2 separate regions of the Mus musculus genome follow, and region 2 is linked to region 1. Evidence: chromatin loops called from intact Hi-C (ENCODE). Cell type or tissue: left cerebral cortex. All regions are shown on one strand. Each heading gives the region's core, and the rest is flanking DNA. Links, peaks and the distances in the headings are about the cores only.

Region 1 (16,601 bases), core at 4,456-9,455:
CTGTTTTTGTTTTTGTTTTTCGAGACAGGGCTGTCCTGGAACTCACTCTGTAAACCAGGCTGGCCTCTAACTCAGAAATCTGCCTGCCTCTGCCTCCCATGTGCTGGGATTAAAGGCATGTGCCACCACACCCAGCTATGTATAGCATTCTTGTTTTCTTGTTCTCTTTACTATAGAAACACATAGACGTAGATTAGTTCCTGTGTTCAATGGCTTTTAAGAGAGTGCATGAATATTCATAACAACAATGTTTTACAAATGTAGTATTCTAGAGATCTCTTTCTGGTTCACAGAAAGGTGGATCCAAAAGTAAAGAGTTTATATGAGATAGCTACACATATAAATGCATAGACTTCCCAGCTATTAACAAACATATGATAGGGGTCCCTTTTTTACCATTGATAAATTTGTGTTCAAACTTTATTATTTATCAAAATCCACAGTTTACAATAGGACTAACTTGTGGCGTGATATATGCTATGGGTTTTGACAAATATACAATGACATGTATACAGACTATAATATTATATGGATTAGTTTCATTACCTTAATGTTCTGTTCCCTGACTATTCATCATTCTTTCTTCTAACAGAGTGTCATTTTTAATTACAAACACCTGGAAGCAAAATAAACGTTTATTCACAGGAGAACAGTAAATAACACATGGTGAATTTATGCAATAGCATCCCCTTAAAGCTGATATCTTGAAGGCTTGGTCTCTCATGCATTATTTAGAGATATAGATTTGGGGAAGATATTGAAGTCTGATCAAATTGGTGGGTTAAACAATTATCATATAGGTAGATAGTGGAAACTGGAAGGTGGGGTCTAAGTGACAGAGTGGCTTGGTGAGGGTATATCTTTGTAGGGCACATTTTCTTCCCAAACTTTCCCTCTCCCAATGCTTCCTGTCCACCATAATGATTACAGGTTTGTTTCACAGTGCTGTAGGCCTTCATTACTTGCCTCATTGCTATGACAATATATATGAAAAAAAAAAGCAATCTAGGGAAGAAGGGTTTCTTCATACTGAGATATCAGGGAAATACTTTCCACCATGGTAGAAAAGGCGTGTCAACAGGAGCAGAGGCTGGCTCAAAGTAGAGAGCAGCCTATGTTTAACATTTTTCATTCAAATCACAGTAATTTTCTACCTTAGCCTACATGGGTATAGAAACTATGGAACCAAGTGACCATGAACTGAAACCTGTGAAACTAAGAAAAATACATCCTTCTTCCCTGAACTGACTTTCTCAAGTATTGTATCTTAGTAGCAAAAATAATAATAAAAATAAGAAACATTTGCTATAGGGGAGCACAAGTATGTAGAGCCAAAGGTAACAATTCTAAAGATGCCTCAGTAGAAGATACAGACGATTTGTTAATAATTAAGGGCATAGAAATGATGACTTGGTGGTATAAGTTCCCTGTCAATGATGTATTTCTTACTCATGTGGGGCATTTATTGCCTCTAATTTTACATATATAGTTTAATTTATTTTTATTTTATAGCCCTTATGGCTTCATTTCCTCTTCTTCAAAAACATAGCTGCCAGTTTTCCTTAAGGCTTTGGACATTCCTCCTTCCACATACAATATTATATGACTAATGGTAAAGGAGCCCTGGCCTGCTTGAGAACAAAGCCAGCTAATTATTTCTCAGTCTTTTGCTTTTTCTCTTTGTGTATCTTTCAGTCTCTGTCATAAATCTTTCTTGTCCCCAGTAGTGCAAATGAAGAGGCATATAATTATTTTGAGATAGCTTTCAAGCTTCTATGTAAGTTGGTGGGGTTTAAATGTGGCCATTAAGTTTTAAGGCTGTTTGCAAATTATATTGACATCACTTGCCCATGTCAAAGCCTGGAACAGTATCACCATCCCAAGGCCATCCACTGGCCAACTTTGACAGTATGATTCCTCAAAACTATCATGATCACTTGGGTTCTTGTTATCATTCCAGTAAATAATTCATTTTATATTTCAGTTCAATACTCATGCTCAAGATATATAATATGCTTTCTTTATATTCAATACATAGCAAGTACTATGGAACATTATCTGCTTCTGACTATAGGATCTCATAAACTACAGAAATACTAACTAAAAGATACAGTCTTTCAGTTGGCACTTAGTAGCCATTATGAGTGGTGAAATTAACTAAAATAGGATGGCTGGATCATATTATCTTTTTTTTTTTTATTTGAAACCATTCTAAGGCACTGTTTGTGTCCCCTGGGGCATTGTTAATAATTTGGGATAGTCTTTTGGTCAATTCAATGTAATTTTGCAGGTGCTGCTAGGAAAAAACCAGCTGGCTTGAATGAAATTGCCCCATTGATGCCAGCAAGCCATGGTATTATCCATTTCTGAAGGTTTTTCACAATAACATATGAGATAATAGAAGGTTTTTCAAATCCTAGTGTAGATCTGATTTTTGCTGCATGTGACTCCAATGATGCTGCAGATGTTCCTATGATTCTGCCTTTCCCTAATAAAATGTCACCCCGCTTTTCTTTTCTTGGCAAGTGAAATAACCCCTTTTCTCCATTTCTATCTATTTCTATGCAATACATAAAAGAGACAATCTAAAAATAAAATTATATGGGAACTAAATAGACATCAGCTTATCCTTAGTGAAACAGGGAAGCTCCACTCACAGCCTTCTTTTTGCAGATCGAAGTCCATGGTAGACATTTGCATTAAGCAGGTTTGTTATACTAAATGAAATAACCCAGACGGAGAAAGAAATAAAAACCCAATCTCCAGTGCGTGTGCAGTGTAAAAGAGTTGAACTCATAAGATCAGATAGTCATATGCTCATTCTCAGGAGCAAGGGGAGAGAAATGAGTACGGAAATGTAGTACAAAGAGTACAGTGCTATAGTTTTGGACAATGAAATAGTACTAGACAATACACACTATGAAATCCACAATTATTCATATACTATAATATATTTAATATAGAAAACTTTATGTGCTATTATTACACCCAAAGTCAGTGTCTATGAGAAGAGTTGAGTATGCCAATTTATTTGAATTTAATAATTCCCTATATATATGAAGTAAACATGCTGCATCTTTAAATATTGAGAATTTCAATAAGTTTCTCAAACGTTATTCAGAAAAGTTTGACAGAGCAATTACTTAGTTATGTGTTATAGTCATTCAAATTTCTGACTGACCTTGCCAAATGGATTCAAATATTTGAGAGAGTGTTAGTAGTATTGCTATTCTGACTCCAAGATCTTCAGCGAAAATGAACCTACACACACTTCCCACACACAAATACGTGCACACAAACATGTGTGTATATGTATGGACTTTGTGAAATAATCTCATCTTTATTTTGACATGTATTCTGTAATATCCAAAAATATTCTTTTATTTTTTAGATGTTATTTCTTTCGAAGCAAGGCTTCCTGTAGGATAATCCTGAAATTGTGGTCCTGCTGCCTCTACCTCTGAAGTGCTGGTACTTCTCTGGGATTGTGAGACTTGAAATAGTTACATTTATCAAACATTTTGTAGTTTTAGGAAGTTGGATACACAGAATTTTAAAATAGCCAACACTGTTTGCATTTAAGTACAAAACATAAGGTCTATCAATATTCGTAAGTGAAATGTGCTTGCGGTTTTGACTTTAGGTTGTTTTCTGAGTAACTTCTCTCAGTTACTCGAACTTCTCTTTCTTTGTGGCTCTAGTAAGAACCAGATATCACCGTTCCTCAGAGATAATCATTTCTCAGGAGACGTCTGGTCAAATTGTATCTATTATTTTATTTTTTTTAAAATTTTATGTGTGGAGTGTTTTGTCACCATGTATGCATGGTGTCAGACTATGACATTGAACCCTCTAGGAATAGAGTGATAGTTGGAAGCTGCCCTATGGGCTTTGGATATTCTTTTCATTTGAACCATAAAGTACAGATACACTGTCTTGGAAAGTTTTGATTGTGGCACTTATATGTGGAAGGGATTAAGAAATTACATAATGTCATAATCTACAATGGATAAAATCTTTACTGTTGAGCTGTTTACAGAAAAATTGTATTAGCCCGTGACCTGAGGCCTCACTTCTATCCTAATTTAGCTGAAAGAAACAGTTTGTCTCTTTGCAGATTTACCTACCCAGTGAATGTAATCATAAGGAACACAAAATTAAGGTTAGGGCCATATTTCATGGCTTCCTGCCAGCAGAGTAAATCCCTGAAATGACCCCTTTCCAATTAGCCCCTTCCTTGTTTGCTGACTTCCAAGTCACTCCAGGCTGCTAACACCTCCCTTCCCTTCCCTTTTGCCAGGCCATCTGCATACATTTGCTTCTCGTAGTAATAAATTTAGCACTGTTTACGTTGACTCTTAGCCTAACTTATTATATTTTGAATGCTCATTCATTTTTTATTAGAGGATATTTTATAAAATAGAGATAATTCAAAATATCACAAATATATATTTATATATAATAAATAGTGTGTGTGTGTGTGTGTGTGTGTGTGTGTGTGTGTGTGTGTGTGTGTGTGCTATTTTGAATACTTCTTCCTTCTCATTAGGGAGCCAACCTTTTGATGATGAATTGCTCATTTGGCTTAAAACCTGTACTGTAGATGGTACTAAATGCAGGATAAACCTGGTGACACTGATCAGCATTACTAAAGCTCTGAAAATGCAGTAGACCATTAAATATCCCTTTCCCCTTTGCTAGCAGTGATCTGTTTCTGCTTCCTGAAGAGGGAAAGCATTTGGAAGAGGGTGGATGTGAGTTTAAAGGACTTCATTAATGCATGGGTGTGCTTTATTCAATGTCTCCAACATTCTTTTGTGGATAGACTGTAAACCTTAATATTAGTTTTCAACACTGTGAGCTAGTATTAATGGGGCACTACTGTCAAATTCTTTGCTAATATATTTAATACGGTGTAAAGGTTAATCTTGATTGCTAACTTATTAAGATTAAGAATCGCCATGGAAATTCATCTCTGGGAATATCTTCTTCTTTACTGTGAACATGCTGTAATTATCTGCTTCAAGTTCCTGCAGCTATGACTTCTCTACCACAGTGGATTGGCTCCTCCAACTGTGAGCCAAACCAAGCCCCCCTACTGTAAGTTGTTTTTGTCATGTATTTTCTCACAGTGAAGAGACAACTGACTAATATGGAAAATCGATACTTACTCATTGCTGTGATAAACTCGATTATGTGGTCCACAGGTCTTTGGAATTTATTTGGAGATAGAATATAGAAGAGTATTCAGTGGTGGTGTACCAAAGCCCTCAAATGCTGTAAACAGAGCTTATTGGTTTGTTGTGGTAGAGTCTGGAAAAGACAAGAATGCTGAAAAAAGTGTTGTAAGCAGAGGGCCAGCTCCAGAGATGTCTGTCAGAGCAGAATAAAGGCTCTGTCAGGTTATCAGGCTTTATAGCAAGTGCCTTTATCTTCTAAGCCATTTCACTGTCCCTAATTTTTCATGTTATTTTTATTTTGGTGCTAGGGTTCAAAACTAGTGGTTTAAGCATTTATACATGTTAGGTGAATTATCTACAACTTTTTGAACCCTATGTGCTGCAATTGATCAAGTAAATTCATTCCCTCTGTTTGATTAATATATTTCCAGTTGCTGTAAAATATTACTTAATTCAACCACTATAAATACATATGTTCTCTGTGAACTCCTGTGATAAAGCAGAAAACAGTTCTACAAACATTTTCAGAAAGAGTCTAAAATTTTGAGATCCCCAGATTTTTTTTTGTTTTTGTTTTTTTTGTTTTGTTTTTTTTTTTTTTTGTTTTGTTTTTGGAGACAGCGTTTCTCTATGTAGCCCTGGCTGTCCTGGAACTCACTCTGTAGACCAGGCTGGCCTAAAACTCAGAAATCTGCATGCCTCTGCCTCCCAAGTGCTGGGATTAAAGGCATGTGCCACCATGCCTGGCTCACAGATTTTAAGAAAACAGAAAAGTAATGTTTCCTTTATATCATTGCTCTTTAGGCATGGCCTGTGCTTGACAATGTCATGGTAAAGTAACGTGTTACAAAATGCTGTAATATAGTGGCATAAATGGAAGTCATCAAAAAGCTCTCCTAGGGAAGAATGTTCAAAATCTCCCTAAAATTAAGCTAACACAAAAGGGAAAATAGGAGCTTTGTTTCATTGAGAAGTAATACTTTCTCTGGGAGATGAAGAAAAAGATGCAAGAGTCTCCCACAAACTAGAGAGGGCATATACCTAAGCAGAGATAAATGGGAATGTGATTTGGAGAGATAAATGATAGGTCAATGCCTAGACAGAGATTTATTTTTTTTTAGGTAAGTTACTCTGTTTTCAAATTTTCCTCTAAGATTTTCTTTCCCAGGCTCATAGAGACACACTCACAGGAAAGCACAATGGGAGTCCCTGTTTCCTTTCTTCCCCAAATGCCAAAATGACAGATAAAAGGGAATTCAGAATTAGAATAAGCCATCCTTTTCAGGCCAATGGACTTTTATAGTTACAATTTGGGTGAGGAGGCAGTTGCTTTTTCAAATGTTCTTATATGAGTCACATAAAACTTTAGTGGTTTTCCTTCTCTTCTTAGCCTCCTCCTCCTCCTCCTCCTCAGTTTGTACTATATCTCTTCTCTCTCTAGTGCTGGCATTAGAGGAGTTCCACAGCACATTCTGTTTATGAGGTACTATGGATTTCATTCTCAGTATGTTTGTCATTTGTGTACAGAAACTCTACTGATTCTGTGCATTTTTGTACCATGGTATTTTTATGAGTGAATTTATCAGCATTAGGATTTTTTTTCTGGTGAAATCTTTAGGATCTGTTATATAAAATCATAACAGTTGCAAAAAAAAAAAAAAGAGTCTACTTTGACTTCTTTTTTCCTAATTGAATCCCCTTTATCTCTTTCCCTCACCATATTGTTCTAAATCTTCAAGTATTGTTTTGAACTGGAGGGTCAAGAATGGTCTTCCTTGTCTTTCTGTTTTAGTAAAGCTTTGAGTTTTGTTTAATACAATGTGAGTTTTAGGCTTGCTGTAAATTGCTTTTATTATGTTGAAATATACCCCCTATATTCGAAGATTCTGCAGGACTTTTATCATTAAGTTATGTTAGATTTTGCCAATAGTCTTCTCTGTTTCTAATGAGATGATTACATGATTTCTGTCTTTTCATTTGTTTATATAGTGGATTACATTTATTGTTTGATATATGTTGAAACATACCTGTATCTCTGGTATGAACAGTACTTGATTGTGGTAGATAATCTTTTTATTGTGTTCTTCAACTCATTTTGAATGTAAGTTATTGAGAATGTTTGAGTTCATGATAATCAAAGACATTGTCATAAGTTTCTTGATTTATTTGGCCTTTAGTTGGGGTATCATGGTATTAATGATTTTGGAAATAATTTTTAAATGCTCCCTCCCTTTCTATTTTTGAAAGTCTGGTAGAAATTTGCACTTAATACCAAGTTTTATTTTTCTTTAAAGTAGGGAGGTTTTAAATACTGTTTATCTCTCATTCTTGGCAGAATATGTAACTTTATCCAAATCTGCTTCATATTAGACCACAAAGAAAGTACCAACAAATAGAGTAAAATTGAAATGACATACTGTGTTTGCTCGAACCATCTGAAATAAACATGTGTATTGACAGCAACCAAAACTACAGAAACCATATCACCTCATAGGAAGCAAACAACACAATATTTGAATGAAAGTCATCAAAGGTAAAAATTAAGAAGGAAGGTTTAAAATTCCTAGGATTGAATGAAAATATCATATGCTAAGGTATAAGGAACACAACGAAGAGAGTACTTATAGCACTAAGTGCCTCCAACAAAAATCCTGAGAAATGTCAAGTTCATATCTTAATGATGCATGTGAAAGGCTTGGCAAAAAAGAACAAACCGATTTAATGAGAGTGATACATTTTTGGTCAAATTAACCTAAAGACAGAAAGAATCTGGATTTAATAAAAATTAGAGTAGAAAATTAAGACATGGCAGCAAATATTGAAGAAACTCAGAAAGTCTGACGAATATATTTTAGAAATTGGGTGATGAGAAAGCATGATAAAAGAGGGAATGGTAGGGAGGAATAATTAACACTAAAGATCTTTTGAAAAAGTCATATGCATATCTACTAATGTTGACACTCCCTAAAATACATACATACATACACACACACACGAATACACAAATCCACACCCATTAACACACATACCCACACACATATATATGTGTGTGGGTGTGGGTGTATTTATATATATACATATATATTCAATATATAAATATAAATCTTGAAATTTTATATATAACATAATTTTATATTTAAGTAAGCTATCAATAAACATGCACATGTATGGAAGTCTTGAAAAAACTCAGTGTTCTATCAAACTGGAAAATCTAAATGAACTGGATGAATTTCTAGATATACATGTCCAATGAAACTAAACAAAAATAAAATAATTTTAATAGATTTGTATTGGAGTGATCTTTTTGTATACTGTATGATATGTTTCTGTCTTTCCTTGCATGCTTAATGCACCTTATGTTTGGCTAAAATAAAGTGCCTATGACCTATAGCAAAAGACATGATAGTAAAGTAGGATATCCAGCATAGAAAGGAAGTCTCGGAGACAGTCAGAAGTGGGAAATTTGCCATGGAGATGGGGCTGAAGTCAGACATAAGAATCTTAGGAGAGGTCATCAGTCATGTGCAGAACTTAGATTAGATATAAAAGAGATAATTGAATTATGAGCTAGTGGGAAACAATGCCTAGCTATAAGGCCAAAAGCTTATGACATTACTTGGAAACTGGGGCAGGCATAGAAAGACCCATGGCTACAGACTTATAGTTAGTTCTTATATAGTAAATATAACTTGGCCTATTTTTCGTATTTTTTTCTAATTCAGATTGTGTTGGTTTTACTTTTTTATCCAATTAAGTGTCAAATTTTAAAAATATATTATTCCTTCTCTGAGGATTTTCTCCAGTTATTAATATAATGAATTTACCTTGATGCAGTAATAGTTGGAAAGATAACTGTTTGCCTGAAAACTCTGTAAACCCTTAGGAAGCCACTAAGGCACTGAGAAGAATGCAGAGCCAAAAGCTTTGTGCACACAGCTCTCTTCCACCAGGTCAGCATCACAGTAGTCCCTCTTGGCCCTTTAGTGTCACCATTGTTTTGGGTAAAAAAAAAAAATTCCATCCCTCAAATAGTGTTTGGATTTAAAAAAAAAAAAACACTGTTTTAACAAATGAATTTTTTTTTTGCCCAGAAATGGTTATAAATATGATTCAGGTGAATAAATAGAACAACAAAAATGTCAGGTGCATAATACACATTGAAAAAAATGTGTCCAGGCAAACAAAAATGTTTTGAGGGTCATGGAAATTTTCTAAGGTTGATCAAAAGAGTAGAACCAGGTAACTCTCATGGTTAACTCATCTAATATCAATTCCAGGTTAAAAAAATAGATGGAAACATGAGAGTATTATTGAAAAAAATATGTTTCTATCTATGCAGGTTTTTTATTATTGCTATACCATGATTATATGGGGCAAAGGAGTATCTTTAAGAGGGCATTATACTTGACTAACAAGGCATTAGTTTTCTACATTTATTTTTTCCCTATGTGTGAATGAATACTTTGGCTTCTGAATATAAGATGCTTTTAATACCTTTGTCTGATTCATGTATTCCCCTGATCTTGACTGTGCCTGAGAATGTGATACTGGACTCTAGCCGTCTCTCAGATGGATTGGTTTGATATATAATCCTGTCATTTAAGAAAATTAAAATTCTATGAATTATGCATTTGTCTTATGATGAACTGTTGTGATTAATTAAAAATAACTGGGGAAATTTTCTAGGACTTTGAAATCTATTGGATTTTGGCTTGTTCTTCAAATTGGGGTCATTTTGCATACACTATTTAATTTATAGATTATTATCTCATCTATATTGGGGGTTATTGTTGATTCATCTTTGTGTCCTCTATAGTTCTGGGCAGGTAGAAGGTGTACAAAAGTAATTTGCACCATTAAATTTATGGAAAAATGAGTCATGGCTTATTATTATATTTCAAGTTTTTTCCCATGTGTGTGTGTGTGATATATGATTCATGATGCATGATGTATGTATATATTTGTGCATGTTTGTATTTATAAGTACAAGTATGCATGTATCACTGTGCACAGGAGACAACCGTGGGTGTTGGTCCTCACCTTCCACCTTGCTTGAGACAAGATCAGTTGTTATTTGCCACTATGCAGGCTGGGCTACATGTCCTCTGAGCTTCCAGTGATTCTCTTTCCCTTCCACATCCAGCTTTACGTGGGATCTAGGGATCCAAACTGAGGCATTCATGCTTAGATGGCAAGAATTTTACGTGCTGAGCCACATCTCCTGCTCTATTTTGTGAAATTTAAGTAAGTATTGTATTGAGAATAAATTAGAAATAGTAGGAATCAAAGACAAAGAGGGATGCTAAGATTACCAATTTATGATGGAATATACATAATCTGTGAAATCTAATTGGTGTCTTTACATTTGTGCCTTATTTGGGATCTTATTCTCTTTACAAACCACTGTTTCATGTTTTATTCTACTAGGTATATGGATTTTAATTGTGTTGCTCAACTATTCTTGGTCATGAAAAGGGTCTCCATTTCCTAATTCTGTGTTCATTCTCCAGTTCAGAAGATAGACTTTTCCCAAGCTCACCTTGCCATTGAGGAAACTATTGACCCTGCCTCATTTTCTAAGTCTTTCTTTGATTTGGTAATAAAGAGCAGCTCAAGTCTAGGCCTCTTGTACCTTATAGATATATGTCTGTATAGTTCTCACTGTTATGAAGTGGTTTTGCTTTTCAACCTCCTGTATTGTCCTTTGATTCTCTTCTACATAGAGGCTTAGGCTCTTTTATCTTTTGTCCTGCTGGTTTCTGGCAGCCCTTCAATCTAATCACCCCTTGTTAGCATGCAATGCTACTTGTTTACTTCTCTAAATAGTTGCACCTAAATCACAGAATTGTGAGAAGGTCACATATTGAACAGAAGGCCAGCCAAGAGAACCTAGACAATGGGGAGAACAGTTCTTCTCAGCAGGTGAACTCCAATATGAAAATCTGGATTTATGCAACAAATAAATCAAGGGAATTTTTTTTCACATTACAGAAGGATTCACCATGGGGTTCCTTTAAATAGCTGGTTCCCAGAGCATGTTACAATGTTATTTTATTATTAAAAAAGCACAAATCCAAGTGTACCTTTGTAGAAAAATAGGCAATTGTTATATCTGGTAAATACTGTAGATTTTTTTCTTCCTTGAATATACATTTTTATAAGCAGATTAGGAATTAAGGCATATGTGGCATAATTATACAATAATAACAAAAAATGTTTAGCTAAATAAATACTTTTCCATGCAAACCACCCACAGCCAATTCATCAATGGTAATTTTTTTTTTTCAGTACTGTAGGTCAAACCAAGGATTTTACCCATTGCTATGCAACCACTGTAATACTGTGCTCCAGCCCCAGCCCAAACCATCGCATTTTAATATACAGCTTCACTTTAAAGAATTTAGGAACCATTGAATTAAAAAAAAAACCTTAATTCTTCTTTATATGTCTTTGCAAGCCATGTGTCATCATTTGTAACTTTAACATTTAAAATTTTTGATCAGTGAGGAATCAGTGATACTAGTTAGCATTGTGATGGTCAGGAAGAAAGGGGATTATGAATAAGGATGGTGATGCTGATAAACACACTGGTAAATATATATATATATACATATATATATGTATATATATGTATATGTATAGTAACAAAATTATGTAATAGGTATACAAATGAAAAAATGAAAGTCAGGTAAATTATCTCATATATACCCTTCTCATTTTTTAGAGGAAAACCTATATGATATCAGAATAGCCATTATGAAATGGGTATGGATGTTCCAAGGTATAAAACTGAGGGATTCTGTGTCCTCTCCCAATGATGACTCATTAGTAAAAAATCAGCATCTGAATATATTTTGTGTGTGCTAGCCATGACAATAAACTTATAATAGCAACCTAGAGATAAGAAGGGAAGTGACTGAATCAACCAGTGAGTTGTAGGTGGCCCAATGCAATCTTAAGTTACTCTGACCCAGACTTAAAATGAATTTAATGCCAGCTGTGGTGGCATGCACCTTTATTCCCAACACTAGAGAGGCAGATGCAAGCAGATCTCCATGAGTTTGAGGCCAGCCTGGTCTATAGAGTGAATCAAGGACAGCCAGGGCTTTGTTACACAGAGCAACCCTTTTTTGAAATATCAAAACCAAAAAGACTTAGAGTGACCATGAGCAAACATATCATGGACATTATCAAGGTCTTAAATATTATTAATTTTTATCTCATCTACATTTTCTAACTTAATGAAAAAACAACTGTCATATTACCCTTACTTACTTTAAATGCCTGAAATAGTTGTATCCTCTTTTGCAATCCTGGCTATTTATTTTTGTGAGTGAGTGAGTGTGTGTGTGTGTGTATGTGTATGTGTGTGTGTGTGTGTGCATTTGCATGTGATTGTGTGCTTATGGATGCAGATGTGGTTGTGTACCTTGGAACTATAGTTATAGATGAATGTGAGCTTCCAAATGACTGCTTGGCACTGGATGCAGGACCTTAGTAAGAGGAGCATGTTTTCTCAACCACTGAACCATCTTTCCAAATCCAATTTCACTACTTTTTAAAATGCCACTCATGTCAAGTTCCAAAGAAAGATAAACTGGTGTCTGTGGTGTCTATTAGCGTACCATACCACAGGCTGACCTCTTAAATCATCTATGTTCTTCTCATCCTGCCCCCTACTCTGTTTCCAGCTCATGGGCTTCCTTGATTTCCTCAGTTTCTCTTTTCTATATAATCCTGCCATGTCCATGTGTTCTCTTGGTCATCTGTCTTTTTGTCTCCCTCTCTTGGTCCCCCTCTCTTGCTCTCACCCTCTCTCTCCTCTTATTTCCTAGTGTAATCTGCTGGCCATGTTTAGTCTACAACTTTCTCTTCCTACTCTAGACTCTTCCAAATGCCTATGGCTGTATTCTTACTCATATCTACCATAAAACTCTTCTCCTACACCATATGTTGGGACAGTCATGTCCTCACTTTCCACAGCTCTTTGTTTTGATATACAGGTTCTTGATGCTGTTTTTACCATTTTTCCTCCTAATTTCTTCTGGTTTAATGGTATTTTAAAAGTTTCTTCTGTTTTACAGGTATTTTAAATATTTTGACACATATGCCTAGATAGTTTCCAGGCTTCCTAACATACATGTGTAATTGCTCATTATTTTTTCTTTATTTAGTACACATTGGCTATGATTTTTTCATAACCATACTTTATTATATAAATATTTCTCTATACCTTTTCTTTGAAATTTTGTCCTTGTACATTCTCATTTTGTAACTTTTTCACATGTGCAAGTATAATTTTAGGGTTTTTTTCTGCTGTATATTTTCTCCTAATAACAGTCGATGAGTATAATGAGATGACATTATCCACCATAAATGAAAGTAGGAAAAATATCATAGACTATGTCCTGTGATAATCTAATTCAGTATGTTAGACACTAGGACCAACAGTGTATGTTAAAGAAAATCCAAATGCTGACACCATTGCATACACTAGCAAGATTTTACTGAAAGGACCCTGATACATCTGTCTCTTGTGAGGCTATGACAGGGCCTAACAAACACAGAAGTTTTTGCTTCTGTGGATCACAGGGTCCCCAGTGGAGGAGCTAGAGAAAGTACCCAAGGAGCTAAAGGGATCTGCAACCGTATAGGTGGAACAACAATATGAACTAACCAGTACCCCCCCAGAGCTTGTGTCTCTAGCTGCATATGTATCAGAAGATGGCCTAGTCGGCCATCAGTGGAAAGAGAGGCCCCTTGGTCTTGCAAACTTTATATGCCTCAGTACAGGGGAACGCCAGGCCAAGAAGTGGGAGTGGATGGGTAGGGGAGTGGTGGGGCATGGGGGACTTTTGGGATAGCATTGGAAATGTAAATGAAGAAAATACCTAATAAAAAATGAAAAAAAAATCCAGAAGTGGGGGTGTGTGGCAATGACCTAGTTAGTTCAGAGAGTTTCTATGCAGATAACCTTGATAAAATTCTCTTAGACTTTCATATAGTATGGGCAAACAAAATGCGTTATAACTCCTAGGATTTTCTTTAGTCTGGAATGTTTTAGAAATTAAGAAAACCTGTTTTGATAGAGATATATATGCTCAACAAATCACATATATTGAAGACTTTATCCTTGCCTAATGGTGCTACTAGAAGTGATTAGATGTTGAGAATGCTGACCACTTCAAGGGACTAGTCTATGATTAATTCATATCTGAATGGGTTATTAAGGCTTGGGTCCTGATAGGAGGACTCATACTCTCCCTTCTTTCTTCCCTCCTCTGATTCCTACTCCGCTGCCTCTTCTTCCTTCTGCTCTTCATTTCATCTTTGTCTTCCTTCTCTTTCTTTCTGTCTTTTATTAGGACAGCAGTTTTGGTCTAATGAATACTTTTAGCTACAATGTTTTGCCTTTCCTTGGGACAAGGTAAAGGTATGAAGCCATGAGCAAAACAAACCCTGTCTTTTTTTAATTGTTTTTCTCAAGTATCTGATGGAAGTAACTAAAACCTAATACAGCCTCATAAGTCTGATTCTGCTGTTCTAAAATAAAGGCTGCTGAATAAGATTAGAGCTGATTAGTTATTTTCCTATAGCTATTGTATAGTCCCTTATACTCCAGTGGTAACATTTTCCTTTACTCTACTCTATACTCATAGAAATAGGAGAGATAATATTTGCTTAAGTGACAGAAAACTAAACTGGAGGACTTTTATGACAGAGTTCATATTTGAGTTCAGCCTTAAGGCATGTGTGGAATTTCTACGTAGATATCAAGGAAGAATATTCTAGAGCAACTACAGTATGTTCAAGAACATTCAAAACATTGGACTTCATTAAGCATCAGAACCTCTTGAAGAACTTGTAGAAGATGAAAGTATGAAATTTTCATTTTCGAAGCTTCTCACTTCGGTAGTTCTAGGATAGAGTTCAAGAACCCACCTCCTTCATCACTCACAGCTGTTCTATGAACAATACCAGTAATGAACTTGTCTCTATAGAACATAAAACATATTATCTTCTATAAAATAATTAGAAAAGAATAAAAATGTTAAGTTGTTTTATTGTGGTTAATAAAATCCCCAAGTATCTCATATTTCAAACATAGAAAAGTGCCTTGTAAGATAAGATGTTACTTAGGACATGTGGGAGAGTCAGTGAAGTAGTAATGTAAGGAAAGAAAGCTAGTGCTTTAGGGAACTAGCTTTACTTTTCACATGCACAAACACAACACACACACACACACACACACACACACACACACACACACACAATGATGAGGCTAAAGTATACATAGTGTCAGACTGCTTTTTAGGTGTTTTTATTTATACACATATGTTAGTGATCGTCTAAACATTGGTCAAAGCAAATTGCTTTCTAAAAGATGAATTTATTTGCATTTTATGAGCATAAGATTTGCATTCATGGATGTACATGCTCCATAGGTGTGCAGTGCCCACAGAGGACAGAAGAGAGCAATGGGTCCCAAATCTTCAAGAAGAGCAGTAAGTGCTCTTAGTCAGTGATCCATCTCTCTTGCTCTTAGAGAAACTTCATTTTGCAGTAGCAGTCATTAATGGAGAGACTCATAAATGGGCAAAATATTGAAATTACGTGACCACTGAAAGCTCAGTTCTAAAGAGAACATCTATATATTCTCCAAGGTCATTATGGAAGAGAAGATGGAAATATTGAAATTTATATATGTGTTTGAGAATGGGAAGGAGGGCTGTGAATGGTATCAGCTGTAGATAGTGTAACTGTGGTACCCCTGAAGCAGTAGCAAGTAGTTACTCACACAAGACCTGCACAAGAGTGAATTCCTTCACAAGGAGGGGAGGAGCGCATAAGGACTCACCCCTCCTTGACTTTCTACAGACAGGTAGAAAGTTGCTTAGGGGGAAAGGAGTCATAAGCCTTAGTGATTTAATCACTGGTAAGTAGCTCTTGCTCAAGTAAATAAGACTCAACCAATGTTCATGCAAACAACTCTAATAGAATATAGTGAATTACCAAAAAATCAATAAATAAAGCAATGGAAGTAGGAAGGGATTTGTTGGAAAGAAGAGGGGGCATTTTGAGACAGAGAAGGGTATACAAGGGGATACCTTATAATATATATGAAATTGGGACATTTTATAAAGATGAAGTTCTCAACGTTGAGTTATACCTTTCCCAGAATCTTTTTCCACTAGCCCTTTGAAGCAATATGAAGTATGAACTAATATTTTCTTTATTTACATTTCAAATGTTATCTCCTTTCCTAGTTTCCCCTCCTAAAATCCCGTATCCTTTCCTCCCTCCCTCTGCTCACCAACCCACCTACTCCAGCTTCCTGGCCCATGCATTCCCTTATACTGGTACATAGAACCTTCACAGGACCAAGGACCTCTCCTCCCATTGATGATGGACTAGGCTATC
Region 2 (16,601 bases), core at 5,168-10,167, 260 kb before region 1:
ACAGCGATTTCAGGATATGACAGACCTTCCAGAAAACCAGGTCCCTTTTGCCTTTTTGGACAGGAACAGAAAGATTAGGGTCCTTCATTTTAGAAAACAATTTGTCCAAAATGTACCACTTAATGTGACATGACATACTATATACTAATTTTTACTCTCATCCAAGACCCAAATTAGAACACATCTGGCATTCCACTCTGGCCCATGCAGATCATTTATAAACTTTAGATATAGCTATAGCATTTCTGCAGAGGAGACAGTTTCAGCCACAATTCCCTGCTGGAATTACCAGCTCCCTGGGGGGGATGTTTCTGCCCGGCTTAATCTGATGATCACATGCCTTTTAGAGGGTATGCAAGAAAATTTCCCACCTCACTGTCAACTTAGGCCAAATATTTCATGCAAGGTTTTAATGAAAATCCATCGCTATTCTTGGTCCATTTCATTGAAACTGTAACTAAATATACCAATCTAGCTGAAACCACTCCAGCTAGGACCCTCTTTTTGTGATTCCCTTTCTGGGATCTTTTTTCTCCATGTTCAGTTTATTAGCCAATCTTCCTCAGACATCTGATCTAAACTCAGTCAGTTAAAAAAGTCTCCAAGATATGCAAGAGGACCCCTTAGATACAGCATTGAATGCATTTAATAGTAGATAGGGTAACAGGATAAGAAAGAAAAAAGACAATGATGGTAAGACTTAAGCGATCAGAATGACCATTTCCAGTTCCTGTCCTCAGCTTGTCCACTGCACACCCTGTCATGAACACAGAGTTTCCTCCAGAGAGATATCTCCAACAGACCCTGTTTCAGATATAACCAAAAGGGCCACTGGCCTAAGGCCTATACCAATGCAAGCCTCCCACTTGAGCCTGACCATCTTGTGGTCAAGGATGCCCTTGTGACAGTCCATTCATCTGCCTTCCAACTCCATGCTACAACTACCATAGCCGAGAGTCATGGTTCACAATCCTCAGTCCTGCCTACTTCTGACTTATTCAGGAATCTTTTGGTACCAGAGACATTACCTGGGCAAGAATTCTCCTTTATCCTAGACATGGGGCATCATTCTTTCTCCTCACTTTCTAGAAGGAATGAAGTAAAACCTCATGCATCATGGTAACTGGCATTAACCTGGGGTAGACATTACCATCACCCTAGGCTCATACCTATTATCATTCACCAGTTTTACCCTATCACCCTCACACTCTCATTTGAAGTCATGCTAAAATTCCTTCAAATACAATTTAATAAAATATTTTTTTCTCTTTAGTTTTGAAATTATATTATATTCACATCACTTCCTCACTCCAAATCCTCTCACATACCACTCCTGGCTCTTCCAAATACAAGGCTTTCTTTTTCCATTAATTGTTTTTTCACATATGTGTACTTATATATTCCTAAATAGAATCTGCTCAGCCTATATAAAGTTGCTTGTATGCATGTTTTGGGGACTGACCATGTGTTATTGGATAATTAGTTTTTCTGTGAGTAAGCCTTTTCCTCCCACTTGCAGCATTCATCGCTTGCCTATTATTTGTTGTGTGGAGTTGAGGCATGATGGGATTTCCCCAATCCACTTTGGTATGTTTATTGAAACTGTCTGAGTTCACCTCATGTTTAGTCAATCCCTCCAGTAAAACTTTATGGGTGTAATTTCTGATATTACTGGGAGACAGAGTCCTACACTGAATATCCCATTTGTCTTACTCTTACAATCTTTTTTTTTCTTCTAAAAACAATTTTATTTGACATTTTCTAATAAATATTCTTATTCATCAATGTTCCCTGAGCCTTAGGCACAGGGGTTGTTTTGTAGATGTATCCATTGGGAGTGGGCTCCACAACTCAGCATTTTTATTTGTTAGAGTTTTCTATAATGGTCTTCATATGCTGCAAAGTACAATTTCCTTGATGAGAGGTAAGATCCCCATTCATATCTGTGAGTATAAAGACAAATGTTTGGAAATTAATTAGGGATTATGCTGTCTCAGTAACAAATGTTTGAAATGTACTTAGGGAATATGCTAGTTTAATAAAGTAGTGGTTGTAAGTTGTTGTCCAAGATCCATGATTTTACTAGCCCTGGATAGCTGGCTAGGTTTCTATTTGAGGCATCATTTCCCTCTGATTGATCATGTGTTAAGTGTAACTAGAGAGTTGTTCATTACCATCAAAGGTATGCATGCCATTACTACACCCTTAAGGTTATCAGGTCATCTGGTTGTTGTTTTATGAACATAGTTATTGTCATACCTAGGACTGTTGCTTTCTTTCTTTGCAAGCTCATACTGTGAAAGCTAGTTCTTATGTAGAAGGCACTCAGATCAGTTCCAGATCAGGGGCCTCTTGGACCTGTGTCTGAAGTACAAGGTGGCTTAAAAAATAGGAACTTCCATTCTATTCATGTGGTCAACAAAGAGCAATAATGACAGCCTATAATGTTTTGGGTATCCCTTGGACAACCCTGATCAACAACTCATGGGCTTCTTATGCTTGGTATTAGGGGTTTTGTTATGTGGCTGTTGGTTCCTGGAGGGAGCATTGTCAGCCAAGATTACATTAGTTCTCTATTGTCTCCTGTTTACCTACTGCAGTGCTCATGGTGCTCTATAACCCTCTGTTGGGTTGTTAAACTACTTTAGTGTATCATTCCTGATATTTGGATTAGACTTCTGCTTCCCAAAAGACTAGACCCAGAAGGAAAATTTTCTCTTTAGAGTTCTTTTGCCTTGCTTGTTTAACAATTCTTGACTTCATACACTGCCACCTTTTCTTCACCTCTGTTAGGGTATCCCTCTATCTCTAGTTGTTTAACCAAAGTTAATTTATCAGGACACTCACTTAAGAGTAGTGAGAAGGTAGTAAGAAGCAAGGGGCAGGGATGGATGATAATTTCACTTGGGTAAGTGACAGACCTTGGGCTGGGACTGTTATCAAGATATAACTATGATATCTAATTACCCAAATTAAAATTTCATTTTCACGGGTCATAACCTCTCTGTATCTTCCATGTTCTTGCCCTAGTTATGATCCCTCCATGGACACTGTTATTTTTCTTTTATTTTTGAGATTATAATATATTTATATCATTTGTCTCTTTACTTCCCTCCATCAAAACTCTACCTCATACTCCTTATTCTTTTTTCAAATTTATTGTATTTTTTCACTAATTGATGTTACATACATATACATACACATACACATATAGTACTAAATATAGCCGGCTCAGTTTTCAAGGCTGACATTTGTAATTAGCTAACTTTTTGGTGTACTCTTCCCTGGAGAAGATAATTTTCCCTATACATCTCTCCTTAAATTTCAAGGGATAGAAATGTATACATCTCCTAAATTGAAGTCACCATCACTTAAGGGAAACCAATTTCATTTATTCCAGTGCTCCCGGGTTGTCCCATACTGTGACTCTATATCACTTTTATAGATCCACACCCCTCTTTATATAATACCAACCCTTTCCCAGTCCCTATATGTATTCATAATAGACTTCTCAAGAAGGCTCTGTTTTTTACAGCTTTTTTTCCATCACCTTTCCATCATCATCATTTCCAAAATCCTGAATGACAAGTTATTGGTCTTGGCCAACATATTAATGCTACTGGCATTTTTCACATTTTGATCCAACTCATCTCCAAAAAAATAACACTGGCCTCTCAAGACACAATATAAATCCTTGTCCCATACTATATGGGAGCCTGCATTTATTGACAGCACTTCCTTTCATTTGCTTCTCTCTGTGTCTTCCAATTCTACTCTTCCTTCTCTACCTCCTGGGCAATCTCTTGGTTTTACTCTATAAAGAAATCAAGTTTCAGCATTCTAATGATTCTTTAAATACAGACCTCTCCTTAGATGCCAAGTTCTCTGGTGACCTGAAACATCATAATGAAAAATGGAACTTCCTGTCCTCATAGATTCTCTGCATATCACATGATGTTTCGCTGTAGGACCCTCACTTATCCCTTCATGATAACATTGACTTACTATAATGCTTCTGCCATCCCACCCTGAATATGCTGTCCTGCTAAAGAATACACCCTAAATTTTTGGGCCCTATCAATCTCTGACTTCCCTACTAATGACTATAAAATTTAACTGTCAACCTAATTTCCAGGTAAGTATACACAGAACCAAGACACTTCAAACACTCCTTCCCACTAGCAACCCCTTCAAGTGCCTCTCCTGGCTGGAGAATATCATATATTGCAAAATGAAATCATTTTCCAAATATACTAGTCTATAATCAATAAAATCATTCCCTACCTCTTAACACACTCACTTCATTCTGCCACAACTCAGGAGTCTTCTTTATTTTTGTCTCAGCTACATATATATGTCTTCCAGATAATTGGTCAGAAATCTGCACGTTAGTCTTTCAATATCCTGATATACAGATTCTTAGGACTAACCAGTTTCAGTTGCCCGGATGCATTCTATTCAATGTACTATATTCAATGAGCTAAGAATGCATTGGATCCATGACCAAAGAGAGCTCTACAATTCCTGCCCATTCTGGCTATATTAGGCAGCTTATCTGCTTAAGGGACATCAGGGTTATCAACCTCTACTTACTATTTTCAACAGTTATCAAAGGCACCTTTCAATTTTCCAGCTTATATAGCAGCCTACCATCAACACTCTTCAAAAACAAACAGATTCCCTCACAGGTGTCTTTCTCCAAAATAGGTGGACCATAGAGCTCCTATTGTCAGAAAAAGATGGAGCATGCCACTTTACCCAAGAGGAATGCCGCTTCTATATCAATCAATTAAGAATTGTCTGAGATGCTGCCAAAAATCTCCAAGACCTGGAATCAGAATTATACAAATATTTGGAAACAAAGGAAGGCTGGTCCATAGTAGGACAATAGCTTCCGTGGGTAGTCTCCAGTGGGCCCTGAGTCTGTGATCTCATCTTACTCTCTATAGCACCTGCCTAGTTAATTGTTTTCAAAAGTTTCCCCAGGAGCACATGATGGCACTTTCATGATCCACAAGAGTCAGTAAAGGCAAAACTCTCCTGCTACATGAAGTCAATGTGACATATGCCCCCTTAGATCCTGAGGACAGACCTTAAAAACATGACTCAATAGGAAGAATACAGATGAACACAGCGTCCTTTTCCCTTTTTATACTCCCAGGGTCTGGACCAAAGGGCTAATGACTGAAAAGCAACAGGTGAGCTCAAAAACTCTGGACAGGAATGTTGACATGCTGATAACATTTACTGCAGGCAGTTAGGATTCTAGAAGTTCCTGATGAGATAGATGATAAACATACCAAACCCCCTTAGGTATTTACAACTTTGAGATTGTCTAGAAACAGATCTGTAAATGGAAACTTCCACTAATGTTGCATTTTCTGCCCTTTAAATTCCCAACCCTCCTGTGCCTCAGTGCACAGTCTGTGCTCCCACAGAGAGACTGCTATCCTTCATGGCTCTGATTAAAGGACAATGTGCTTCTGTAGAGTTTGTTTTCCTTTTATATTTTCATATCACCTTGATCAATCCTGATTTAACACTCTCACTTGGCACCATGATGTTCTGTCTCACCATAAATTTAAAAACAGTGGATCCAGACAACAAAGGACTGAAACTTCTGAAGCTAGGAAGCAAAACAAAATACTACTCCTTTTAATTTGTTTGTGCCATCGCTATAGTGATAGAAAGATAACACAATAAGGATTTAATATATGCATATTGTGAGTCAAATGTTGCATTGGGAACAATGAATATGCAACGTAAAAATGTGATTCTACCTTAAGAAGCTTAAGAAAACATGAGTGTGTCATGTAACTTCAGTGCAAGATTCTATGAGCTATGAGAGAGATTGTTAATTACTTCTTCATTTATTCAACAAATTTGTTGTTTGTCTTTCTGTGTCAAGCACCATGCTAGACTATAGTGAACAAGTAAAGTAGGGGTAAAATCAAAGAATCTGTCATGACTGAGTTTCTATTCTGTTGCATGTACAAAGGGCATTGTTTCCATACAAGAGGAAGAGATTTAAGTGGGGAAATTGAACAGGGCTACACAATGGTCATATCTGTGTTACATCTAGAAGAAGAAGTAGACTTTCAGCAAGTCCATTCTATGGAAAAACAGCACTCTAGACTGTAGAGAGAATATCTTGTATATTGTATGGATGTATCAGCCTTCAATTAAAAAGCCTTTGGCCTGTAGTTTAGGCAGGAAATGAAGATGGGACATATAAGAGGGGAAAGAATTCTGAGATAGAATGAGGCACAGATATTGGCCTAAATTTAGCTGTGCCTAAATGGACACAGCATCTGAGTACAGGTAATCAGCCACATGGCAGAGTGTTGGCAGGAATAAATAGAACACTTTAAGTTACATCTAATCAGAGAAGAGCCTAGCTATACAACCAAGGTATTTGTAAATATATTTTGAGTTTAAGTCTTATTTCTGGGAGCATGGGGCTGGGAGAAAGAACCAAGGACTAACTTCAACACCAGGCAGGATGAATACCATGACACAGAAGCAACAAAGATAGGCTTGTGTTGTTCTTGAGAAATGCTGAATAATTCGAGGTAGCTAGATGCCTAGGAATATGCTAGAAGCATAGAAATGATGTTACAAACACATTAGGCAAGAAGATGGGTTGAAAAGTTTGTCATTTCTAGTTCAGAAAGAACAAGATATAGTTTTTGCTGTACTACTTGCCAGCTATGTGGCATTGGGAATTTATAGAATCTTTCTCTGTGGGATTTGGTATCCTCAACTATAAAATGGGAACAATCATTATAACAGCTTTACATAAATGGAATGAAAATTGATTTATGTAAGATATAATGTTTATTATGTGCTAAGCAAGTGATTTGAGACATGCTTCCTGTTCACTAAGCTCTTTTTTTAAAAAAATCTGTAGGCAACAAGAATCTGTTTTTCTTGGACTTTTTATTTTTCTTTAATAGATATTAACATAGGCCCTCACAATACTGAGTAAAATTTCTACCAACAAGCTACATCTCCAGTCTATGATTTTGAATCTTAGTGAGAGAAGGGATCAAATATATTGTCTTAAAAACCATTAGAAGAGATATCGTATGGGTTACAAAGTAGAGGCAGGGCAAAAGTTAATAGACTAGGGAGAACACAGGGTTATCTATAAAATTAAAGCATGGAAGAGAAACAGTGGAAGGGTAGAATACAATACAACTATGGAAATTACTCTGTTAATAGTGTGATTTTTATCAGTGATATAGTCAATAATTATTAGCATGCTATGGTAATGTTTCCTACCAAAATATGATTATCAGAAGGTGGTTGGATTTTCTGGAGATGAAGGGATCTGGGGAAGGAGGTTTTTGATCTGGACATGCTTTTCAGTTTATATGTCTCTGGAATATCTATTTGCTGATCTTTCTGGAGACTAACTTAGCAACAAATGTAACAGGTAAGTAGATGATAACATTCTACTTGATGAAGAGTAGACGACATTATCTAATGAAAGACTACAAATGTATAAGGAAAAAGACTGAGCATTGGCATAAAATCTCCTTTAAGGGCTATGTAGAAGGAAAGGAGCAAAAGACTAGAGTCAAAGGAGCAGATGGTAAAGGAGTAAACATGAAGTGCAAAAGTTTCAAAGGAGAAGGAGTAGTTTAAAATGTGGGTGATAGGGTAAGCATAATTAGGAATATGAAGGATATTATGAACCCTTATCAGAGCTTTTTTTCTAAAGTTATAAGAATTGAAGTCAGTATCTGAGATTTTTTTTAGAATTGGATTGCAGCTCAGAGGGTACTTAGTTGAATTTCTGGATTCTTGTGTCTAGGATAAAAGTATCAGACACATGGATATTGAAAAATAGAGAAAATTCATTAAGAAGCAGAATACTACAATACAGAGAAATAGACCAGGGAGCTGGCAAAGTGTAGGAGCTCAAAATCCATTGACTATAGGAGTGGTGAAACTTTATTAAAATAGTACTGTCCTCCCACATTTGTAAGCTATATGCTATTCTAGAACATGTGACTCATCTTACACAGATTGATCTGATTGGACTGAAGAAGGAATGAAGGAAAAACAGACAGTGAAGAACCAACTGATGCAGATATTAAAATTCTGGGATTGGGTAAGCTGCACTTGTTCTGATAGAAGGAACTTACTAATCAACCTACAATCTCAAAGAACTTATTATATACAACACAGAGGGGAGAGGAAGAGCTAGTTACTCTCAGGAGGAGGTCTCGGCAGAGGAACAATGTCGTGTTCCCTTCATGGAGAGGGAGAATCATTACTATGTTCTATACACTGTGGTTAATTGTTTGTAAACAAGCAAACTTAGACCAGGGAAAGTCTTTGCTACTTAGACCATGGAAAGCTTTCCCTGAGCTTCATCGAGGGAAGGTTTGGCATTCCCATGGGTCTGAGGCATTGATATCATTCGCATGGCAGTGTCCACATCAATAATATGTATTGACTCAGGACCCCATCTGCTCTCTACAGATAAGACAGTCTCTTGTCTGTAGCCCTGGTTGGGAAAGTTTTCCAGTCTGTAAAATGGCTTCTTTAAAGTTAGTGTAGATGACTCTTGACTTAATTCTTCTGTCTGAGAAAGAAGACATTCTCATCCAGAAATGCCCTAGACCTCAGTGACTACCCTGATGCCCAAGTGGTAGAAGGGATGGGATCTTCTAGGGTACTATAAGCCATCAATTTTGAAAGAATTAGAACTTGTTTTATATGTGTATATATTATATTTTATTGTATTATATTATACACCATATATATGCATATATACACACACATCACACACACATACATATGTGTGTATACATACATATATATATATATATATATATACATACATACATATATATATGTATATATATATGGATGTGCACATGTAGCAGTTGTACCATAAGTAGTAAAATCTGTGGCATAGATGGGTAGATTGATTATTCTTTCAGATAGTAACTAAATTATGATATAGATACAGTACAAAAGATGCAAGGTGTTTAGAGGAAGGAGAACTGACCATTTAAATGTAAATTTCAATCATATCAGGAACTCTTTGGTTATACTTATTAACAAATAACCATATTAGTTAGATTCTAGTATCCTTCAATTAAATTTAGTTAGTGTTTTCATCATTAAAACCTTTTTAAAAATGTACTGGTATATTTATTGCTTCCATCAGAGAAGCTAAGTAGCTCTTGATTTGACTTAACAGAAATTAATGTAGAACATAAAAGTTTTTCTTTCTTTTAAAAAAACTGTAGATTTTTTTTTTGTAGCAGCCAGATGTCTGTATAAGAAAAGTACAGGCTTCCCACACCTCCCCCACATCCTGTTTCACTTTCCTTCCTTTGAAGTAGAACATGATTTCCACTTTTTTCTGTCCTTAGAGTAGAATATAGAACATATCCAGAAGAAGGGGAAGAAAAGAAAATCTAAAGTCACAACCGCCTTCAATGAAAAGTGAAAGCATTTTTAAAGGACTATTGTGTCGGGACTTAAGGTGTGTGTTATAATAGATTCTGTATGTCAGCTCTACAATTCTGTTCTTAACAGAATAAAACCTCCATATTTGAGCACTTATGTGAGAACTCCTAAGTTAGAAGACAGGAAATTGGCTAGCAGATATGCAGATGTGGGGCCTGTGCAACCTAACTGCAGAAGTCTGGGATGGAGCTTAATCACACAGGAAGTTTGTAAGCAATAAAAGGGGCCTCCATGGAGGCTCTTGACATCCCAAAGCTCATTTTATTCTAAGAATATAGGGCCCTGGGGTCTGTGTGTTCACAAGCAATAAAGCAGTCAAATTCTTCCCAAGTTGCTAGAAGAGCACACTAAAAATGATGCCTTCCTCAGCACTTCTTTTCAAATGGTTCAAGAAGAAAAACCATGGCATCTTTTCTAATACCCACATCCTATTTTCAAATCTGCCGAAAATAGGAGCTCTAATTCATAAGCCCGAGACAAGAGGAGAAAATGTAGTCAAAGGGACAGCTTGATTTTTCTGCTAATCTTAACATTTTATAAAAATAAGTCTACCATGAAAGCCATGATCTTTATAGAAAGCTATCTAATTGGGATGCCCAAGCTTCTTTGTTTGTTCTGTTTATCTAAATTTCTTTTAAAATTAGAGTAGATGTCTATTACCAAAATATCTCTCTACACAGTTAGCCATTTAAGAGGAAAGAAATATTTTTGCCACATCAAAGCTGTAAAAGGAAAGACTAGAAATTGGAAATAGGCTGGACATTTGGCAGTTGTTTGACATTTCATTAGAACCATTGGCAGATTTGCTAATAATATAAAGTATTTATAATAGAAACTCACAATTGAGACCTTAACTATCATCTCTGCAGTACATAATTCATATAATGTCAGGAGATTGTTCCTACTTACTGATTTCCTGGGACAAGTAAAGGCTTTGAGCTTTGTGTCAGATTACTACTCAAAGGCAATGTAGAAATTAGTGACTCTGAGGCTTCCCATTTATGTTGGGAACAATGCAAAGAACAGAGAAAATGAAGCTTCTATAAGTCTGTGTGTATATAAACATAGCATTTTTTTATCCCTGGCAAATAAGGTCTTTATTGTGTCCCATTCTTCAGGAAGTCTTGAGCTTTGAGGTCCACTTCTGAACACTTTCTAAGATTCTCTTCTAATGTCTAGTTGTGATGTTCCAAGTATGACCTCAGACCTCACCACATCTCAATCCTCACTTACTCTCTTTGTGATAGCCTGTGGTTTTGTATTCTGGAAATGGAGATGAGCAGATGAATCCTATGGCTCAGTACTAAGGGATGCTTTGAAAGGCTTGTCAATGTACACTTGCTAAGTAGATTGTTCCTTTTGCTTGATAAGAGCATTTCTTTCACAGGAGGGTATACACTTTCTGTTATTCTTTCTAAGGTTTTATCCTGGAACAATTTGTTCTCATATTAAAGACAGTATAATTTCACTCCCCATGTCCACTTAGTCTTTCATCTTCATTTAAACTATGAATTATTCTTTGACCTATATAGCATTAGAAGTGGTGACAAGAGTTGATGATATATTGTTCCTAACCTCTTGCAATTTCTGCCACCTAAGCTAGTTACCTCATTCTTTTGCCCAAGTTGTGTGTTGTGTATGTGTAGTGGATGGCCACATCTATATACTCTGAGGGCATTTGGAACCATTGTTTTTCATTGGCTTCGGGTTGTTCCATAATCTCCATCACGGATTGATTTGGTAATGTCATATTATCTGAGGCCATTCTTAAGCTATGCCAGGTAATAGACATTGTTTGTGTGAGTATAATCACTCCTCTTTCTACCCATGCTTACCTTGCCTATCTTCACAATTAGCAGACCCATATGGAAGTTGTCCCTAAAGTTAACAGCAAAAGCAATGATGTCCTTTTGTTTGTTTTAAAACCAGGGTATCTCTAACATACTTTGATGCTTATTTTGTGTTCATAACCTTTACCCTAATTGATCAGATAGCTCAGTGCTTATTGCTTGCTTATAGTCAAAGTACCTTACTTTTACTACTAAAACCCACACTGATTGGTCATGAAGATACTAGAGACTGGGCATCCAGGTTTCCAGGCTTGGGTCTTTACAACTACAATGTCTAGCTTTTAAGGCAAGTGTAACCTGCTTCTAGAAATTTAAATTCTCAGTTCTGGATGCAGATGCATTTCTGTAAGATCCCATCACTCCCTATGTCTTCTTAGTCTCTTACATGTCACCTTGCCCCTTTCACATTAAATAGTAGACTGAATCACGTGTTTTCTTTCTGTCTAAACAGACACCTATGCTTTAACTATTATTTCCCAATGTCCAAAGGGGAGATAATGAGTGTAGAGGTTGATAACATATTAAGTGGCTATGCAGCTCTCAGTGTGTATATGAACTCAGCACAGTGCTGACAGTATTCCTTGTAAAGTAAGAACAATGCCAAAGTCACTACAAATTTCCTGGAGGGTGGAAGTTGTAGCTGATAGTAGAGTACAGCAGCTCCTTTGGGTGGAAGCTGAACATTTTTACTTGAGAAGAGCAGCCCAGCTTTGCTAGGATGGCATTAAGTATGGAACACAATAATCTACCAAGCCCTGGATCATCAGGTCTTTGTTATTCTCTCACGTAGAACTTGGAGTAGCTCATGGAATTGAATTTATTTTAATATATGGCATAATAAATTTATATTTTAGAAATTGATTAATTGTGACTTTAGATCATATACTTGGACAATGTCGTTTTGGGTTTGTGCTCTTACATTATGATTCAAGCCGAGTGTGGTAACTCATAATCTATTTTTTCTTTCCTTTTTTCTTTCCTTATGTTTTTGAGACTTCATATCCACCATTATTAGGAGTCTTCATTAAGTTCAGCTTCATAGATTCCAGGAAGTTTTCACTGTACTAGGATTCCACACCACTTCCCCCTCAAATATCCCCTCCATAATTTCAGCCACTGGGTCTATGGATCGTAGCTTGATTTTCATTTTCTTAAAGGCTAATATCCTCTCACAAATGAACACATATAACTTTTTATCTTCCTTGGATTACCCAATCCAAGGTTACTTCACTCAGAATATTTTTTTCCTAGTTCCATTCAACTGAGTGCAGATTTCATGATGTTTTGTTTTGTTTTGTTTTGTTTTGTTTTGTTTTGTTTTGTTTTAACAGCTGGGTAAGCTCTTACCTATAATCTTAGTATTTGGGAGAGTGAAGAAAGAGAATTTCTAGATGTTTAAGTCCAGTCTAAGCTACATAGTGAATTTCTGTTCAGCCTGAGCTACATGTGAGATGTGGTCTCAAAACGCAAAACAAAAATCTTCTAAGAGATAAATTATCATTAGAGAAATTACTCAGATTTTCTTTTTTCTTTTTTATTCATTTACTTACTTATTCACTTTATATCCCAATCAAGGTCCCCTGTCCCTCATCTCCTCCCAATCCCATCCTTACAAAAACCTCCCCTCATTACCCCTCCCATACTCCTCAGAGAAGAAGACACCTACCCTTGGATACCACCCCACATTGGGACATCCAGTTCTTGCAGGATTAATTACTTTTTACACTGAGGCCCATCCAGGCGGTCACTTTAGGAGAAGGGAGTCAATGGCAGGGAACAAAGACTAAGACAGCCCAGGGTCCACTTTTTCTGGACACATATAAAGACCAAGCTACATATCTGCTACATACGTGGTGTGTGTGTGTGTGTGTGTGTGTGTGTGTGTGTGTGTGTGTGTGTAGGGGTGGTTGGTAAGTCCAGTCCACTCATGCTCTTTGGTTAGTGGTTCAGTCTCTGTGAGTCCCCATGCACCCAGACTAGTTGACTCTGTAGGTCTTCTTGTGGTGTCCTTGAACCCTCTGGCTCCTGCAATTCTATCCCCTATGTGTTCTCAAGACTCCCTGAGCTCCACCTGATGTTTGGTATTTGGCTGTGGGTCTCTGCATCTATTTCCATCTGCTGTTGGATGAAGCCTCTCAGGAGACAGTTATGCTAAGCTCCTGTCTGCAAGCAGAGCAGAGCATCATTAATAGTGTTGGGGGTTGTCTCTCTCCCATGGGCTGGGTCTCAAGTTGGGCCAGGCAAATTCATTGGTTGGTCATTTCCTCAATCTCTGTTCCATCTTTATCCTTGCACATCTTGTAGGCAGGGAAAATTTTGAGTTGAAAGTCTGTGGGTCAGTTGATGACTCCCTCCCTCCACTGGTAGTCTTGCCAGGCTCTGTAGTATAGCTTGAAATCAGGAATGTAATACTTCCAGAAGTTCTTTTATTGAATAGGATTGTTTTAGCTCTCCTGGTTTTGTTTTGTTTTGTTTTGTTTTGTTTTTGTTTTTGTTGTTTTGTTTTGTTTTTTAAACATAAATTTGAGAACTCTGACTTAAAGGCCTGTAAATAATTGTCCTGGAATTTTGTGGGGATTTCATTACATTTTTAGATTGCCTTTGGTAAGATGGCCATTTTTACTATGCTAATCCTCCATGAGCATGGGAGATCTTTCCACTTTCTCATATATTCCTCTATTTTTTTTCAGAGACTTGAAGTTCTTGTCATACAGGTCTTTTACTTGCTTGGGTAGAGTTACCCAATGATATTTTATATTATTTGTGGCTGTTGTAAAGGATGTTGTATCCCTAATGTCTTTCTCAGCCTGTTAATCATTTGTATAATGGCTACCTACCAATTTAATTTATTTTTTTTAATCCAGTCACTTTTCTGGAGTTAGCAGCTGTAGGAATTCTTTGGTAGAATTTTTGGCGTCATTTATGTACAGTATCATCTCATTTTTGAAAAGCAATTCTTTGACTTCTTTCCAATTTGTATACCTTGACTTCCTTAAGTTGACTTATTGTTCTAGCTAGAAATTTAAGTAGTACTTTGAATATTTAGGAAGAGAGTGAACAGCCTTTCCTTGTTTCTGATTATAGTGGAATTGCTCCAAGTTTCTCTCAATTTAATGTTGTGTATTGGCTTGTTCTACATTGTTTTTATTATCTTTAGGTATGCCCCATGTGTTGCTCATATCTTCAAGACTTTTTAAAAGAAGTGGTGGTTTTTTTTTTCAAAGGCTTTCCCAGCATCTAATGAGATGACCATGAGATCTTTTTTCTTCAGTTAATTTATACGGTGAATTATATTGATAGATTTTCATATATTCAACTGTCCCTGTGTCCCTGTCATGAAGCCTACTTGATAACAATGTTTTTCATGTGTTCTTGCATTCAGTTTGTAAGCAATTTATGGAGTATTTTTGCATCAATATTCACAAGGAAAATTGGCCTGAGATTATTGTTTGTTGAGTCTTTGTGTAGTTTACATACCATGGTGACTGTTGCCTCATAGAATGAATTTAGCAGTGTTCCTTTTGTTTCTGTTTTGTGGAATAGTTTGAGGAGTATTGGTATGAGCTGTGGTAGAATTCTGCACTAAAACTCTCTCTCTATGATTTTTTTTTTGCTTTGTTTGTTGGGAGAGTTTTAATGACTGTTTCTATTTCCTTCAGGGTTAGATGACTATTTAAATGGTTTTCCTGATCTTGATTTAGCTTTGGTAAGTGGTATAAATCTAGAAAGTGATCCATTTCATTAAGATTTTCCAATTTTTGTGGAGTATAGGTTTTTGAAATGGAACTTAATGGTTCTTTGAATTTCCTCAGTGTTGTTGTTTCCTTCCTGATTTTATTAATTTGTCTATGCTTTCTCTGCCTTTTAGTTTGTTTGGCTAAGGATTTGCTTTTCTCCAAGAATCAGTTCTTGGTTTCATTGACTCTTGGTATTGTTCTATTTCTAATGTATTGATTTCAGCTGTGAGTCAGATTATTTCTTGCCATCTACTCCTCTTGAGTGTGTTTGCTTCTCTTTTTTTTTCCTAGAGCTTTCAAATTTACTTTTATATTGCTAGTGTGAGAACTCCCCTCTTTCTTTCTTTCTTTCTTTCTTTCTTTCTTTCTTTCTTTCTTTCTTTCTTTCTTTCTTTCTTTCTTTCTTTCTTTCTTTCCTCCCTCCCTCCCTCCCTCCTTCCCTCCCTCCTCCTCCTCCTCCTCGTCCTCCTCGTCCTCCTCCTCCTCCTCCTCCTTCTCTCTCTCTCTCTCTCTCTCTCTCTCTCTCTCTCTCTCTCTCTTTCTTTCTTTCTTTCTTTCTTTTTTTGTGTGACCCCGGTCAAGTCTGAGACAACACTTAGTGCTATGATTTTTTTTCTCTTAGCACAGCTTTCATTGTGTCTCATACATTTCCATTCAATTCTAGAAGTTCTTTAGTTTCTTTCTATTTTCTGACAAAGTAGAGTTGTTCAGTTTCAATGAGTTTGTAGGTTTTCTGCAGTTTCTGCTACTGTTGACACCCAGATGTAATCCTGAGGTTCAATTCATTTTGGTATAATAGGATAGAGATAGTTATTTCAATTATCTTGTATCTGTTGAGTCTAGCTTTGAGAACTACTATAGGTTTAATTTTGGAGAAAGTTCTGTGAGGTGCTTAGAAGAAGGTATATTATTCTGTGTTTGGGTAGAATGTTCTGTAGAAATGTTTTATTTTTGTTTATTTATTAGATATTTTCTTTATTTACATTTCAAAGATTTCCCCTCTATAAACCCCCTTTCCTATCCCCCCTCCACCTCCTCACCAACACACCCACACCCTCTTACCTATCCTGGCATTCCCCTACACTGAGGCATAGAACCTTCATAGGATCAAGGGCCCTTCCTCCTGCTGATGACCAACAAGGCCATCCTCTACTACATACATTGCTGAAGCCATGAGTCCCTCCATGTGTATTCTTCTGTTGGTGGTTTAGTCCCTGGGTGCTCTAGGGGTACTGGTTGATTCATATTCTTGTTCCTCCTATGGGGCTGCAAACACCTTTAGCTCCTTGGGCCCTTTCTTTAGTTCCTCCACTGGGAACCCTGTACTCAGTCTAATGGTTGGCTGAGAGCACCCACTTCTGTATTTGTCAGGCACTGGTAGAGCCTCTCAGGAGACAGATAAATCAGGCTCCTGTCAGTAAGAAATTGTTGGCATGCACAATAGGGTCTGGATTTGATTACTGTATGGATGGATCACAAAGAGGGGCAGTATCTGGATGGTTGTTTCTTTAGTCTCTGCTCC

What was found. A loop is a pair of places that touch in the nucleus more often than their neighbours do. Peaks named below come from ENCODE experiments on the same cell type or tissue, not always from the same donor. Only the 100,000 strongest peaks of a DNase experiment are listed, where the experiment ranks them.
Region 2: a loop joins it to region 1, with 2.6 times the contacts of the local background. A loop is called at or near these places in 2 of 42 quality-filtered maps.

Annotation. Positions count from the first base shown.
Region 1 is chrX:46,886,687-46,903,287 of GRCm38, reverse strand. No RefSeq gene overlaps it. Among named protein-coding and RNA genes, the nearest start is that of Gm5636, 540 kb to the left of the region's middle. In left cerebral cortex, for the core only: no CTCF peak of the experiment used is centred there; a DNase peak (open chromatin) is centred at 6,499.
Region 2 is chrX:47,150,707-47,167,307 of GRCm38, reverse strand. No RefSeq gene overlaps it. Among named protein-coding and RNA genes, the nearest start is that of Gm5636, 280 kb to the left of the region's middle. In left cerebral cortex, for the core only: no CTCF peak of the experiment used is centred there; DNase peaks (open chromatin) are centred at 8,068, 9,387 and 9,629; H3K27ac peaks cover 650 bases.